Linked DNA regions of Homo sapiens: region 1 is linked to region 2. A link is a contact called in ENCODE Hi-C or POLR2A ChIA-PET data. All regions are on one chromosome and are shown on one strand. The core of a region is the stretch at or near the end of the contact, and the rest is flanking DNA. Distances in the headings are between cores, read along the strand shown.

Evidence for each region. Hi-C counts contacts between places; a loop is a spot of excess contacts on that map. ChIA-PET counts read pairs that join two places held with the same protein, here RNA polymerase II (POLR2A). Pooled maps may share reads with other maps.
Region 1: a loop to region 2 is called in a pooled map, with 2.1 times the contacts of the local background. The contact joins two enhancer-like sites. A Hi-C loop is called at or near these places in 1 of 168 maps with a recorded cell type or tissue (ascending aorta) and 1 of 50 pooled maps. POLR2A ChIA-PET finds 5 or more read pairs at or near these places in 1 of 52 experiments (BJ).

The regions. Positions count from the first base shown.
Region 1 is chr6:71,247,024-71,250,663 of GRCh38, forward strand. No RefSeq gene overlaps it. Among named protein-coding and RNA genes, the nearest start is that of OGFRL1, 40 kb to the right of the region's middle. Within about 2 kb of position 1,393, at least 4 of the 41 ENCODE cell types and tissues checked have a DNase peak (open chromatin) inside an H3K27ac peak, as active enhancers do.
Region 2 is chr6:71,364,368-71,368,114 of GRCh38, forward strand. No RefSeq gene overlaps it. Among named protein-coding and RNA genes, the nearest start is that of MIR30C2, 11 kb to the right of the region's middle. RefSeq lists an enhancer at 2,980-3,747. Within about 2 kb of position 2,249, at least 3 of the 41 ENCODE cell types and tissues checked have a DNase peak (open chromatin) inside an H3K27ac peak, as active enhancers do.

The DNA.
Region 1 (3,640 bases), core at 143-2,642, 120 kb before region 2:
GTAACACAAACTACCACCAATATAAAATCTCATGTCATCTGTTTGCCCTTTAATAATCCTTGAAATGAATTCACTTATAAAAATCCTTTTAAACCTCAGCAATTATATTCATCTATCACTACCCAGAGCTCCTGAATATTTAAATTATATTATAATTACGGTGCATTATTTTATTAATTGTATTAGTGAATAGTTCTATAGAACTGTAAGTAAATCATTAGACATAGTCCCTTAACCCCTTCTTCCTCAACCAAAAATATGATTAAATAATTTTATATATGTGTGTACTTTCTCTAAATTCCTTTCAGAATGACATAACGTAATAAATTTAACAGGAGACGAAATCAGGATGGCAGAGACAGTTAGAAAACTGGAAAAACAGCATCAATTTGGCAACTGATTACCTACTTTGTTGCTGAATAGAGGGTGATAAGTAAAGAATCTAGTCTGAGAAGAACTAAGTTTGAATCTTTGGCATTATGTTCCCTCAAATGTGCAGGTATCAAAATGAATTATAATTGGGAATAGCTTCCAAATTTATTACTCAGTACAGAACATAGCAGGTATCAAATCGAATTGAAGAATAAAACTAAAAGAGATATCATAGGAAAATAAAGTGGCATATTGTAAAATTAAAATACCCTGTTTTTCATATAAATTATTTAGCTGAAGCTGTATGACAGAGTGTGAAAGAAAATTGAAAAGTCTCTTTACCTTAGAAATGTTTGTATTCACTGACATGTTTCAACCTGGTAATAAATCAGCTTGGGGACCTTTTCCATAAAGAGATGTCACTATAAATTAGCTTTTACATTTTTATCTTAAGTAGTATCATCATAAAATATTCAATCAAGACACTAGAACTGTCAAAGTAGGTGGGTAATTTGAGACCTGGTGTTAAAAAAAATCTAATTCTTTCATGTTAGGATTTTTTTTCTTGTATATAAATTTTGATCTGTGAAAATACCAGGACTGTCATGGTAACAATAGATAATTTGCTCATAAATTATAATTATCACAAATGTTAGCAATCATGAATGCTAAGTAAGTACTTTGATCAGAAACTAACAAGAACAGACTAAATTGAAAGAAAACAGCACACCAAAATGTTTGGCCCTATTTTGTTCTGCCACAAAAGGAAAATATTCTTATGCAGCTGTTTTTTTTGTTTGTTTGTTTTTTGTTTTTTAGTTTTTCTTAGGTTATCTATCTTTCCATCTATTTCTTAATTGTAAAACAAATTTTAACAATTACAATGATGATAATATATTAGACTTCACATATAAGATTGAATGTGATCTTTTCCATACCCATATTAGGCAAGGAGACCAGGAAACACATAAAGAAACTAAAGCCTACACAGGTCACTGGGTGTCACTTTTGTCATGGCTTCTCACACTTCAGCAGACAGCAAGAGCTCATCTTCTTGGCTATTTCCCAAGAATACCATCTTGCTTACTTCTCCTTGCAGAAGGAGCATGTTCTCATTTTCACTGGCTCTTTGACTCACAGGCTGTACCAGTTAACTGTTGCATGCCTCAGGATGTTTCTGCCCTGGTGACTGGTTTAGCTATGCATTTCTGACTTTGACCTCTGACTTCACTGTTTGCTGTCTGCCTCCATCCAACCATTAAGGTCCTGAGAGCTACTTCCTGCCACCTCCCCCAACCCCTTAAGCCCATTTGAGCAAGGCTAGCTCTGTCTAGCCTCCCGCCAAGAGAGGGAGAGCCCAGCCCAGGAGCAATAAAGCCCAGATGATAATTCAAATGAAAGCACTTTTGGAAAATGTCATTCCAATGTTTTTGAAAATGACAACCATCACAAATTCTTGACTACTATCAGTTATTACTAGGCTGGTGACCTTGATAAAAAAAAAACACAATTATTATGAAGGCAGATCTGTGAATTTCTCTTACTTTTTAAAACTGAAGTAATAAATTCCCCAGGTATAGACTTCAAACAGCATCTGTTGACTTAATTAGAGGGGAAATGCTTCAAGGATGAATTCTTTTCCTACTCTGTTAACTTTTCAACAGATGATACATCTGAAACAATAGGCTGGGAGCAGGTGTGTGATGGCCTGAGTCTTAGCTTGCATTTGGCAAAACTCTGACTACTGAGTGAAGCCATTAGCGATGTTGTCAGTGAGATTGATGATGTTATGCATTTTGAAATTGTCCTTGACAAATTATATAAAATGTACAATTCTTCTCCAAAGACATATCATGAATTGTAGCAAAATGTAACACATATTACACCATTTCTCAGGGGTGAGGATTTTATTAGCTCAATGAGGCACACCCAGATTGAGTTGAAAAAGGTCTCTGAAATAATTCTACTATAATGTGTCATTGTAAGCAGTTCAGAGTCGACTGAGAAGAGCTGCTTGAATGAGCTGAGAGGGGGCTATTTAAACAACACCATGAACCTCTCCTATCATTAGATTCCTCCTTCCATATTAGATGGGGACCTGGTATGATGGAGGGGGTGGGTCTTGCAAAGACAGACTCCAAAGATGTGAGAAGACCATGGATAATAAACCTGAATCCAGTGTGCCAGTCAAATGTGTTGCCCTGAGCTTCTTAAACTAAATGCATTTGCCCTGTGCATAGGAAGAAACATCTGCATAGATGGATTGGGGCAAGTTCATCACCGCCAATAATTGATAATTTAAAATATTATCTTATGTTAGAACAGAGGTATTATGAGATACAATTTAAAAGTCATAAGATTTTTAAAAAGAAGAATAAGAATGTAAAGAAATCTATGTTTGCACTGGTTAGCCACCCTCCAGTTATGGGTACACATCTAGCTGCCTCTGACTTAAACATATTCATATGGACATGCTTATTTTGGATCAGAAAGTGGGTATCTAAGGATGGAGTCAGAATGGACAGGCAGAAGTACCACTTTAGGAAGCTTGAAGCATCTCCAGAGACCAAGGCTGAAATCCACACAAGGCTGAATAGATATGCTAGATCCCTTCATCATTCCCTCCCTGCTTCTCTTCTCTTCATAGAACTAAAGCACAGAATCATTGAGTTTCAAGATTCAGAGAGTTTTTTTTATAGAACCATCAAGTCTAATCTTATTATATGAAAATTGCACAAGAGTCTTAAGAAGTGGTTTTCAAGCATCTTTTGGCATACTTTCAATGACAGGAAACACACCATTTCGTAAGACAGCTCTTTCTACCTTTCAAGAATGTGAATTATTTAGGAAATGTGAGCTTGGTATGAGTACTCGTTTCTGAAGTCAAATTGTAAGAAGGAAAATTGGCCTTAGAAATCCACTTATCCTAACTTCTTATTCAGTGCTCTTTTCATGAATCTGTAGTAGATATTCTTGCTTCTAAAGTGGTCTAAAGAAAACTGGGTTGACAAAACTCTGAAAGGGAAGTCCTAACTCAAGCCAGGGGAAAAATAGCAAATGACATCACAGGAAGTTATGAAATCTAATTCAGTGGAGAAATATGCAGAGCTTTTGACCATCTCCTAAGACTGGGACAGGAAATTCTTACTCCACTTTTGGGTTGCAGGGCTTGTTTACGAAGAATATTTCCTCCTTTGTTATTCCCTTTGGACCAGCTTGCAGATTACTCAAAGATACTCCATTGCCTCGGCCTGGGGGAAATAAAAAT
Region 2 (3,747 bases), core at 999-3,498:
GATGGTAAGTCACATGTCCCCCATGAAGTCCTTGTGCAATTAGCTGTCTGACTCCAGGAGCTGGACTTCCATATTTATACCAATTCAATTTCTTTGTATCCAACCCTGCCCATCCTTTCAGGCTGCTGAGATTTCACTTGGACCTTGATTCATCTACTGTAACACTGTTTGCTTCTTTTAAAAAATAAATCATAATTCCAACAATGTTTTCATTTTAATAAAAATTAAAATGTGGTGTAGGACAGGATTGAAAGCAGAGTCCTGTTGCTTGCCACCCAAATCCTCCCTCTAAATTGATGATTTTTAAAGCAGTACTTTTAAAGCTATGTGACACACTATTGGTAGACTATAACCCATTTTCTTTTAGCCATTTAACATTTATGCATGCACATCTACCTGAAAATGTAGCCAAATATTTGAGGATCTTATAAAACTTAGGATTTTTATTTCAGATAAATGGGTCAAACAATCTTCTCTTTCAATACACTGTCTTCATTCTTTCCCTGCCTTTCTACCCCCTACCCTAGTCCATTTCTCAAAGAATAAAATCCACATAGGTACCTTTTAATAGGTTCCATTGTTTCATTTGAGTATCACCAGTGTACATAATGTCACATGCTTTCTATTAGCTCTTTCTCAGCATGTATTGGCATTTTAATTTTACCTTAATTTTTTTCTCTTCTCCTTAGGCAGGATAACAATCCATTTGCCAGTTGGCTGCCTGTATGTTCCTAATAATAGACTATGACCTAATCGCAAGTATATTCACTGAACATGGGGGACTTACCACCTACAGTGGGGGCATAAAAAGATTATTTCTAATTAAGATAGCAATGAGAATATTTCATAGGAATTTATCTCCTGTAAAATTCTTCTACAGTAATATACATCCACATAAGCTCAATACAGTGAAAGACCACATTGTTCTAAATGGAAGGTCAATATTTTTTTTAACGAAAGCTTGTCGTATTTAGATTTATATCAAATCCCTGCTCGCAAAACAAATAGAACAACAAAAAGCCTGAACACTTACTGTAATTAAGTAGATATTAGACTAAACACAGGACCTACTGGAAGAGCTACACTTTACACAGGAGTGTAAGTTTCATCTAAGCTTTATTTGCTAGTTGTTATTACCAACAGAAAATGATGATGCTGTTCAAGTCACCAAGAAGGGCTTCATCCCTTTAAGATTCAAAAAAGTTTCATGTCTTTAGATTTTAGAAAAAAATGATATAGCAAAAGTAATCTGTATACTAATTTGTATATTAACTGCAGTGGTGGTTACAAGAATCTATGCATGTAATAACATGGTGTAGAACTACACACACACACACACACACACACACACACACACACACAATTGTACCAATGTCAGTTTCCTGGTCTTGCTACTGTGCTGTAGCAAATGTTGTAAAATGTGACCACTGGGGGAACCTGGGTGAAAGGTACATAGGATCTCTCCAAACAATTTTTGCAACTTCCTATAAATCTATAATTATTTCTAAATTAAAATAAAAACATCCCAATCCTACATAATCTATTCACTGTATAGTTCATCCCAAAAAAGTTAGCTTAGTATCATTTAACCAATATTTGCCAAGGTTAAACATAACTTTATTGCCTTTAGTCATTTCTAGAATGAGGCAGGATTATAAACAAATAATCTACTTTATGAGTCACTGAATGCTTAGGAATTTTGTGATTAAATGAATAAAGTAAACTTATAAAGTGAAAGTAACCAAACAGTCAATTTTCAGCAAGTAAAAGAAAGAGAGAATCCCAACTCTAAAAAATTAGGCCTGCTAATTAAGCGGTTAAAGCCTTCTTTTTGTTTTTTCCATATTACATGAACATGTATTGCCCCATAGGTCATTCCATAATCAAATAATGGAAAAAGCAAGGTTCTCAGAATCTTCTATTCATTTAGTTTCAGGAAGATACTCCTCAGGAAAGACTCAGAGTTGCATGTGATTCTCTGTTGTTCACTGTCATGATAGTCAATGCTATCCAGCTAACCTGTTGAGCATACTCAGCTGGTAGATTGGGAAATCCCCACAATTCTAAATTTAAACATATGAACCCGGATAATTTGGTGTTGTGTACATAAAGTGATTTTATATATATATGAAACCGACCCAATAGTCCCCTAGACAGTTTTTTTTGGATAAACATAGAAATTGCCCATCTGGTTTTAAAATTTGAAACTTACATTTGTTTTATCAGAGTTCCTTCCTCAGGAAACCACATTCAGACCTCTCAAAAGAAAAAGAAAATTAAAGAACTGAAACTCACCAGATCACCACATCCAGACAATGAGATGCCAGACCCTTCATTCATCATGATTGCTTCGTTACCCCTCCTCTCTAGTTCTTGTTTTCTTACACATTGTTACATAGCAGGGAAGACCCTGCTATATAAACCCCTAGTTTTAGTTGGTCAGGGAGATGGATTTGGGACTGAGCTCCCATCTCCTTGGCTGCAGCATCAGATTAAAGCCTTCTTCCTTGGCAGTACTCTTCGTCTCAGTCACTGGCTTTCTGTGCAGCAAGCGGCAGGACCCAGATGAACCCATGGCGTTTCAGTAACATACATACATATATATATATATATATATATATATATATATATATATATATATATATATGGATGATGGAATTACTTTACAGAATGTCTGAGTGACAACCTAAAAAAGGGTGAACTCTTGTAGCAGCTCACACCATGAAAACTATAAGCACAGTGAGAAATATGAGTAACATTTAGGACATATTAGCATTCTTTAGCTAACATTATTGCTGACGGTTGTTTGCTAGAACTTGAATCTCGGGATTAAGCAAGCCAGGAAAATTTCTCCTAATCCTGCAGATCATCATATTAAAGCTCCAGACCAAACATGTAGGCCAGAGAATGACAGATTTTTCCTCTACATTTTCTTAATCTTAATCTTAGACTAACCATAGACATCAGATTGAATTTTTTAGGCACTTTCATTACTATCATAAAATTAAAAGGCAAGCAAAAGAATGAAATTTGGGTTCCTGCAGGTCATATGATACCAAAAGAGAGGAAATAAATGAAAAAACCATGGATTGTTAAGTCAGAGAGCCCTCGATTCCAGATAAATACCTGGCACCAACAAGCTTAAGAGTGTGTGAAAGATATTTAGGCAAATTAAGTTAGACAAGATTACGTGTGGTTACAAATAGTCTCCTTCCTCCAACCCTGCCTTGAATCTCAGAAGTTTATCAATTAACCAATGTGTCCAACAGCAGTCAGCAGAGGGGCACTATCCAGTCTAGTCACTCAAGGATCAAGGTGACAAAGCCTCCGTCTTGAAAAACCTCTCACCAACACAGAAGGAAGGGCACACAAGCTCTTAATACTTCCCTGGCTCTTCTGTTCACATTTCATTGATGAAAACAAGTCACACAGCCACACCTAACCTCAGAAGATGTAGAGAAGTGCAATTGATAGAGGCAGGACACAGCCACATCTCCAACCCGACCCACAAGTCTTTACACCAGATGCTTTGTGCAGATATGGGAGCCAGCACAGGGGGCTTGTCTGGGCATGCCCCACAACCACTAGGAGAATGGGTGGAGCCACCAGGAATTCATGAATTATGAGGGGAAAGAGCCTGGCCTCTTCAACTCACGTGTGGTGGCCTGCCATTCAATTTTTGTGAGGTGGAAACCTGCATGAAGGACCCCTCTCTTTGTTGGGAGCTTTCTTTTCACTTAATAAATT